2 separate regions of the Homo sapiens genome follow, and region 1 is linked to region 2. A link is an interaction called in ENCODE POLR2A ChIA-PET data of the cell type or tissue named here. Cell type or tissue: A673. All regions are shown on one strand. Each heading gives the region's core, and the rest is flanking DNA. Links, peaks and the distances in the headings are about the cores only. Region 1 holds the start of LOC107987134 (a long non-coding RNA gene). Region 2 holds the start of PRDM12 (PR/SET domain 12).

Region 1 (4,369 bases), core at 232-4,231, 230 kb before region 2:
GGTGAAGGAGAATGTTCCAGGTAGACATGAGAATGTGACAAGGGACTGCTGGGTAGAGGGGGGTGGGGGTGGGGGATGGCCCCTGGACCCTGCAGAGAGGGACAAAGAGGAGGTGGCCTGCCCCAGGGCTGATGCCTCGGCATTCCCGCCTGGACGGAGGGGTCTGCGGGGTGGTGCTGCTTGCTCCTTCTATGCCTTGGTGAGCACGGGGTAGGTAAGGTGGGGCTCCTCCCTCTCAGCAAGCACAGGGACTCCCCCAACCCCTGAACCTGGGCTGGGAGGGGCAGGACAGGGAGAAGGAGCAGGGCAGCTCCAGAGCCCAGCGGGCAGGTGTGTGGCCACGTTGGTGTCTGTGGCTCAGTGCGTCTCTCTGCCCCCATCCCCCACCTGCCCCACCCCCATGCCCGGGCCAGACCTTGACGAGTGCCGCGTGAGGAACCTGTGTCAGCACGCCTGCCGCAACACTGAGGGCAGCTACCAGTGCCTGTGCCCCGCCGGCTACCGTCTGCTCCCCAGCGGGAAGAACTGCCAGGGTGAGCCGGGCTCAGGCCGCCGCCCAAACACCCGTGGGGCTAGGGCAGGCAGCGTGGGATGGGACATGTGGCATCTTACCTACTCCGTTCACTCCAGCCCCTTCACAACTATCCTGTGAGGTGGGGCGGGGAGGCAGGCTCAGAGGGGTTCTGTGAACACCCCAGGCTCCCACAGCCACGCCAGGGCCCATGCTCCAAACAGGAGCTCTGAGATCACGCGGGCAGGCTCTGAAAGCAGCCCTGCAAGGCCAATCCTAGCACTGCTGTGTGTCCCTGGGAAACTCACTTCACCTCTCTAAGCCTCCGGCCTCCTGGTTAAATGGGGCTAGCACAGTCCCCTCTCAGATAGCTGGGATGAGAGCTGTGGAGGTTGAGCACAGAGCCGCACAGCTGCTGCTGCTGGTATAGTAAGTGCCTCTAACTCCCAAACCGGGCACAGTTTCCCTGGTGTGCACAAACGGGGCTGGGGCCGGTCATGCTGCTTCCTCCACTCTAAAGAACAGGAACCATGCCTGCCCTGCCTGTCTCTGTCCCTCATGCTGCCATGGAGGTCACTGAACATCCTCTGAGAAGGGTGGGGCTTCCACTGAGGAAGACAGGATCAGGGGCTCTGCCCGTGGGCAGTGGGCACTCTGGGTCTTCGGGCAAAGCAGCCACCCAGGGAAAGCCCCATCTCTCCCAGGCCCTCCTACCCAGCACTTGCTCAGGAGGCCCCCACGGTGCCCACCTACACGCCCTGGAAAGCCCTGGCCCCCCGAGGGAGATGAGAAGGTGCTGCGGGCCTCCAGCTGGGTGGTCATGGGTCAGACTGGCTGGGGACAAAGGGAGAAGGGCTGCCCACCTCACTGGTCCCCCAAAGGTACTTCTCCCCACGCACTCCCCCCTTCTCCTTTGCTCCATCTTTTCATCTCCCTCCCCCGCTTCACCAACTTCCCCATCCAGACATCAACGAGTGCGAGGAGGAGAGCATCGAGTGTGGACCCGGCCAGATGTGCTTCAACACCCGTGGCAGCTACCAGTGTGTGGACACACCCTGTCCTGCCACCTACCGGCAGGGCCCCAGCCCTGGGTAAGGGCTGAGTTGGCAGGGCCTCGTGCCCTCAGGAAAAGCACATTTTTCAGTCACTGGGGGTGCAGGCTGGCCCTGTCATTGTCACTCCCCACACAAGTGATGCAGGCAGGAACGCACGGAGCCCTGGGGGCAGGGAGAGGCCAGAGTGGGAGAGAACGGGGACACAGGAGCACACACACCAAACCCCAGACACAGGACCACCATGCAGACTCACACAACCCCAGGACAAAACTCAGACACGCCAGCACCAAACCCATCTCCTCCACGCCACTCACAGCGGCCACGGACACTCATCAAGACACACGGAGACATGGGGACCTTAGGGGTGGCAGCTGCTGCCCTGGAAAGGTTTCTCCCGGCGGGTGACCTGCCCCAGGCCTTACAACTAGAAACGTAGGCTGGGGTTGGAAGCAGATGCCCGCGGCAAGGCTAAGCGCAGTCTCCACCTCCAACCCCGCCCCCGCAGGGCAAATCCAGACTGGGTGACTTGGCCCAGGGGCACATCGCTCCCCTGTGTCTGCTGGGCTTCCCTGGGGCATGGATCCCGAAAGTCCGCTGGAGGGACCATGAAAGGGCAGGCCTCTGGCTTCTCTGGGCTTCAGTTTGTTGAACTCTAAAACGGGCTAGCGTGGGAGCCTGCAGAGAAGGCGTGTGGGGCTCTGCGGGAGAAGGACGGGCAGCGCGTGGGCGGAACTGCAGGGGCTGGCAGGGAGGTCTGAGTTACGCGGATGGGCCACGCTCCGACCGCACCCCCGAGTCCGCCTGTCCGTGTGTCTGTGCCGCCCGCAGGACGTGCTTCCGGCGCTGCTCGCAGGACTGCGGCACGGGCGGCCCCTCTACGCTGCAGTACCGGCTGCTGCCGCTGCCCCTGGGCGTGCGCGCCCACCACGACGTGGCCCGCCTCACCGCCTTCTCCGAGGTCGGCGTCCCCGCCAACCGCACCGAGCTCAGCATGCTGGAGCCCGACCCCCGCAGCCCCTTCGCGCTGCGTCCGCTGCGCGCGGGCCTTGGCGCGGTCTACACCCGTCGCGCGCTCACCCGCGCCGGCCTCTACCGGCTCACCGTGCGTGCTGCGGCACCGCGCCACCAAAGCGTCTTCGTCTTGCTCATCGCCGTGTCCCCCTACCCCTACTAAACGGGAGAGGGCATTGGCGGCCGCCCTGGCGTGACCCCCGAGGAAGGGGTCGAGGAGAAGCTTGGTCCACGCCACCTGCTGTGGCAAGCGGAGCGTCATCGTCTCCCGCCCCGTGCGTCAGCGAGACCTTGGGTCAACACGACCCTGCGCACAGCCTTGACCCCCGACAGCGAGGACCTGACCTCACAGAGGGAGGCGTCCAGGGCGGCCCTTGGGTGGCCAGTCCCGCAGGCAGGGCCCGGGGAAGCCCGGATCAGACCTCCAGGTCTGATCCGCCCCTCAGTGGGAGCGGGACAGGGACACAGGGCACCTGGACGCGCGGGAGAGGGGGCAGACCCCGCGTTAGGGGTGGCAGCAGCTGTCGCCCGGCCACACCTGGTGGTGTCATTCTGAACCCTGTTGCAATATAAAGGGATTTTTTTTTAACCAACTTGGTTTCTTTGTCTAATTATTTTGCTTTGTAGGGAAGGGTTTGGGCTGGGAAGGAGACCATGCCTTCTGTTCTGATCCAGGAGCACTGCAGTTTGAGTCTACCAGCCTCCTCTCCTTAGGAGTAGGGCTGCCTCAGGCACCTCCTGGCCTCAGTTTTCCGATCCATAAACTCTTGCAGTAGGGCCCTCCCTTCCCCCATAGGGCTGTGGGGCTATTAAATGAGGAGTAAATGTGTTGCAAAGACAGCAACAGCCGGTGGCAAAAAAAATAATTCTTACTTTTTAGAGGCAGGGTCTTGTCCTGTCGCCCAAGCTAGAGTTGCAAATGACATGATCGTGGCTCACTGCAGCCTCGACCTCCTGGCCTCCCGATCCTCCCGCCTCAGCCTCCAGAGCAGCTGAAACTACAGGCACATGCCACCATGCCTGGCCTTTATATTAATTATTAATGTTTTGTATATATGTAAGGCATACAACGTGATGCTTTGATACACATAATGAAATGGTTACTATAGTCAAACCAATTAATATATCCATTTGGATTTTGTGTGGGCTTGAAAAAATTAAAACATACCCATCATCTTGTATATACTTATTTTTGTGGCAAGAACACCTCATATCTACTCCCTTAGGAAAATACCAGTGTGATATTATTATTATTTTGAGATAGGATCTTGCTGTGTCACCCAGGCTGGAGTGCAGTGGCGTGACCTCTGCTCACCTCAATGTCTGCCTCCCAGGCTCAAGCGATCCTCCTACCTCAACCTCCTGAGTATCTGGGACCACAGGCATGCACCACCACACCTGGCTAAATTTTTTTTCTTTTTTTTTGAGTTGGAGTTTCACTCTTGTTGCCCAGGCTGGAGTGCAATGGTGCTATCTCGGCTCACCGCAACCTCCGCCTCCTGGGTTCAAGTGATTCTCCTGCCTCAGCCTCCCGAGTAGCTGGGATTACAGGCATGCGCCACCACGCCCGGCTAATTTTGTATTTTTAGTAGAGATGGGGTTTCTCCACATTGGTCAGGCTGGTCTCAAACTCCTGACCTCAGGTGATCTGCCCGCCTCGGCCTCCCAAAGTGCTGGGATTACAGGCGTGAGTCACCGCGCCCGGCCTAATTTTTTAAATGTTTTGTAGAGATGAGGTTTCATTATGTTGCTCAGTCTGGTCTGGAACTCCTGGGTTCAAAGGATCCGCCCA
Region 2 (4,369 bases), core at 87-4,086:
CGCCCGGAGCCGGGGCCGCGTGAATGGGGGCCCGGGCGGCGGCGGCAGCGGAGAAGAGGATAAAGATGTTCTCCCTGAAAGGGGGAGGGGGCGCGGAGCGGGAAGCGGGGCCATTCACTCCTGGCCCGGCCCCTCGGGAAGCCGCGCCGAAGAAAGGGGGCCGAGGCCTATTCAAGTCCTACGAGCCGCCCACAATGGACCGATATACTGAGGGCCTCTCTATTAACGCCCATGAATATTAAAGAGATCGCCAAGTGGCGGCCAGCGGGCGAGGGGGGCGACGGAGCCTGAGAGCTCCGGCCCGGCCGAGGGGAGGGGGCTTTTGCGCGAGCACATTCCGCGCCTGGGCCCCGCGGAAAATGACAAAATAACACGGGTCATCCGCTGGGAAAGCCCGGAATGTTTCCCCTCGAAATCTCCTCCCGGGGAGATGTGAGCACAGGGTCTTGCTCCCTATTTCAATGCACCTTGAGACTGGGCGCTACCTACGGGCTCCTTTTTCCCCGGGCGGGGGTCCAGGTGGGTTTTGCCGCTAGACTAGAAGCACAAAATGTGAGCGCGGTGGAGATTTGGGCGCACCAGCTGGGAGGACGTTCTGCGCTCCGCTTCTGCCCGGCTCCCAGTACTGCTCTCCGGGCTTGCGGGTCCGGAGGAGAGGAATGGGACTCCCTGGCCGCAGTCCGAGCCCGTGGTCACTGCGCCAGCGGAATCCAAGCCTCTAACTCTAAGCCGGGGTTCAGGACCCAAACGCTGCACCCCAGCACGGAGGATGCACAGACCTGAGGGCTTCCCGCAGTGGGACGTGGCCCTGGAGAGGGCAAAATCCTCGGGGTTGTCGTGGGGTAAAGTGATCTTACCCAAAGAGAGACCAAGCAAAGAAACCTCAGTTCACAAAGTCCAACTCAAACCATTGCACAGACAGGGACACCGAGGCCCAGAGAGGAAAGGGGCAGTCCACAGGACACACAGCAGTCCTTATCCCCCTTTGGTGTCCTGGAGGAACTGAGGTCGCTTTCGGGGCTTGGGAGCTGCCGCAGCGCTTGGCTCCTGGCAGCGCTCCCCGACGTCGTCTCCCTCGCTCCTAGCACTTTGTCCTCTCCACCTAGGTCTTCCCAGAAGCCAAGAAGTAGGCCCCGGTGAGGCTCCCCTGCAGGAGCCATCGGACTCCATACGCCCCCTCAGACTCGAGCTCTGGCCAGGGAGCCGATGCGACCCACAAGCTGCGTCGAAAAATGAGTGGAGGGTTCGGCGACCCTAACCCACCTCCCTCCTCAGCAGCGCTGCCCTCTGCTGGCGCCCTGCCCAACGGTCCTGCCTTCTGCCAGGTGTGCCCTTCCTTGGGCTCCAGCCTCGGGCGGACCCGGACGCAGGGTCTGAAGGCCAGCTACCGCCGCCTTCCTCCCTTTGCGTCCCAACGGGGACGGGGGATGCCGGAGACTACTGGCAGGAACTGGGGACCAGGGGTCTGGAGTCTGGACGCCAGGTGTGAGACCCTCTTAGCCAAGGCGCGTCCGGGTGGTGGAGGGGCGTCTATGCCAACAGGCGTTTGGACAGGGTCTCGCTCATGGGAGGTCAGCTCGCTGTTCTTCCACCCAAGTCCTCCGCGCTGAGGAGAAGGTCTAGGGAGTCCACACAGTCCAGCGGAGACTAATCCGTGAGCCTGACCCACGCCGAGAGGGTCCAGGCACCTCTGTTAGCGGCATCTGAAATTGTAGGCTGGTGATGGGAGCCAGAAGTGCGGCAGGTGGGGTGAGCTCCCTCACCCAGCATGTCAGGGCCTGGGGTCCGAGGCTTGAGGCTGACACTGGGGAGCCGCGAAGCCTGCAGGAAGCGGGGCCTTCCGCTGGGCTCAGCAGCTACCTGCTTCGGGAGAGGGGATCGCTGGGCTCCGAGGTGCCTCGAAACCGCCGCAAAGCAAGTCTGCTCCTGGGATGATGGGCAGGAGGAATAGAGGAGAGGAAGGGAAAGAAGAGAGAGGCAGAGGAGAAAGAAAGAACTAGGAGGCAAGAAGGAAGGGGCGCCGCAACGCCACCGGCTTCCCGAGGTTGCAGCTCAGCAAGGAGCCGGAAAGCCGGGCCGCAAGCCGAACCCGCACTGAGGCCTCTCGCGGAGCTGCCTGCAGTTTCTGAGGGACTTCGCTCTCAGGCACGCCTGCTCCCACCTAGGAAGGGTCTCGGGACCCCTTTCAATCCCCCTATATCCCGTAGGAAATTCTTTTCCCAGAGACAGGCTGCCAGGGCGATTCCTGTCCGCCCATCTCGACCCCCGACCTGGCCCCGCAAGGGCCGGGAGCCTGGCCTTCCATGAAGCTGTCTCAGGCCGGGACCAGCCCCAGCCCCGACGGCCGCTGCGGCCCCGCCTCGGCAGCCCCGTGAGCCCGCGGAGGAGTTTCGCACCCGACCGTGCACAGCGACCGAGTTGGCGCGGCCCGTATGAAGCGAAGCGCCGGCTTCAGCAGCGCAGTCTGAGCAGGGGATCCGCGTGGCAACTAGGGCTGCGCGCGAGCTCGGGGCGACTGTGGCGGCCCGGGGAGTGCAGGGCCGGAGAGGGAAGAGGACGCGGGCTCTGGCCGGGGAGGGAGAGCGGTGCAGGGCTGGGCCGGCCAGCCGGGGCAGCAAAGTAAAGGTGAACGCCGGGCTGGGCCAGGCCGGTGAACATAGATCAGGCCTGAGGGGAGCGCGGGGCCCGAAGCCAGGCGTCCCCTCTTGTCTAGCCTGGTCCCTGGAGTCCTAGAGAGCCTCGCCGCACCCCCTCCCCTTCTCCGTCCCCTCCTCTCCTCAGAGCCGGCTGAGCCTCCCTCCCTGCCCTGCGCTTCCCACGGGGAGAGAAGGAAAAACAGGAGGGGGGAGGAAGGACCAGGAAGGGGAGAGAGGAGTGGAGGGGTACTGTTTGGAGCGGTCCGCGCGCCCCCGCCCCTCGCGCTCTCGCGACGAAGGCTCCTCGAGCCCAGCCGGGTACAACAAGTCTGTCCTCCGACGTCAGGGGGTCATTAATAACCAATTAGGAGGGTCACTGCGGCTCCTATAAAGGCGCTGAGATTTTGCCAAGGGGAAGACGGCCCCGGCCGAGTGTGCGAGAGGCTAGCGCGCGCCTGAGCCCCTTGCTGCCGCTTCCCTGCAACCACCCGCCTCTCACCCACCCTGCACCCCCCGCACCCGCCTCCGCCTCCACCCGCGTCTCTCCACCCTCCGCGCCGCCTTTGCCATCTCTACAGATTTCACCATCTCTCTTCCCCTCTCCCCCTCGTTCGCTTTCCTCCCAGTCGCCCCCTCACCTCCCGCTCCCTCCTGCGTCCTCCTCCTCTCCGTCCTCCCCCTGCTCTGGTTCCTTCTCCATCGCAGCGCTCTCCTCTCGCCCCTTGGGCTCCCCTCTCGCCCGCCCACCTCCCCCGTCGGCCCGGCCGTCCCCCGGCGCCGGGGAGCTCCGGGCCGCCCATGATGGGCTCCGTGCTCCCGGCTGAGGCCCTGGTGCTCAAGACCGGGCTGAAGGCGCCGGGACTGGCGCTGGCCGAGGTTATCACCTCCGACATCCTGCACAGCTTCCTGTACGGCCGCTGGCGCAACGTGCTCGGGGAGCAGCTCTTCGAGGACAAGAGCCACCACGCCAGCCCCAAGACAGCCTTCACCGCCGAGGTGCTGGCGCAGTCCTTCTCCGGCGGTGAGTCCAGCCGTCGGAGCCCGGCGCAATCCCTCCTCCCGGCGACCCCCATTCCCGTCCTGGCGATGCGCGAGACGCGGCTGGGATACCCGGCCTCGCTGCTACTCGCGCCAACCTGGGCTCTCCCGGCGCTCGGTGCACCTCAGTTTCCCCATGGGCCAAACCAGGACGCGAGCCACCAAGCAGCTCCGCAGCCCACCCGGCTCAAGGACCGACCCCGGCGACCCCGTCGCTCGGCCCCGACGCCCCCGCCGGCCCCTCCCTTCCCCTCCTGCGCTTGAGCTGGCGGGTTCCCGGCATTTACAGCCTTACTAGGCGTGTAATAGCAGTTGACTCAAAAAGAAGGGGTTTTAAATTCATTTAGTTAACTTGGGCTTGACCCACGAAAGTTCCCACTTAAACCAAGAACTTTAAAAGGCAGCCGGGGCTGGGGAGGGGGTGGAGGGAGGGCGGGCGGGGAGAAAAAGCCGCGGGGAGAGCGAGGGAGAGAAAGAGAGAGCGAGAAAAGTTTCTTTTCTTTAAGATGTCTCAAGTTCTTATTCCTCATTCATCAACCCGCAAACAATATCTTTCCCTGGCTCTGGCATCTCTGCGCGTCGCCCTCTTTTCCCCCTTTACGATTTCTGTTCCTCTCTTAATTTACCGTGAAGACTAATTCCACTTCCATTCACGCTATGTCAACCATCTAATCCCCCTTTTTTGTAAGGGGAAT

The links. Peaks named below come from ENCODE experiments on the same cell type or tissue, not always from the same donor. Only the 100,000 strongest peaks of a DNase experiment are listed, where the experiment ranks them.
Region 1: POLR2A ChIA-PET joins it to region 2 with 10 read pairs; 1 of 35 experiments calls an interaction of 5 or more read pairs at or near these places.

What each region holds. Positions count from the first base shown.
Region 1 is chr9:130,430,954-130,435,322 of GRCh38, forward strand. HMCN2 (hemicentin 2) reads left to right here. Exons shown (of 98, transcript NM_001291815.2): 96 at 414-533; 97 at 1,476-1,602; 98 at 2,395-3,170. The coding sequence ends at 2,740. LOC107987134 (a long non-coding RNA gene) reads right to left here and starts at 2,862. Exons shown (of 3, transcript XR_007061816.1): 1 at 2,668-2,862. In A673, for the core only: a CTCF peak has its summit at 2,457; a DNase peak (open chromatin) is centred at 2,468; H3K4me3 peaks cover 1,001 bases; H3K27me3 peaks cover 2,251 bases.
Region 2 is chr9:130,661,220-130,665,588 of GRCh38, forward strand. It overlaps PRDM12 (PR/SET domain 12), which reads left to right and starts at 3,375. Exons shown (of 5, transcript NM_021619.3): 1 at 3,375-3,657. The coding sequence starts at 3,435. RefSeq lists enhancers at 1,817-2,658, 3,949-4,369. In A673, for the core only: no CTCF peak of the experiment used is centred there; no DNase peak of the experiment used is centred there; H3K4me3 peaks cover 328 bases; H3K27me3 peaks cover 4,000 bases.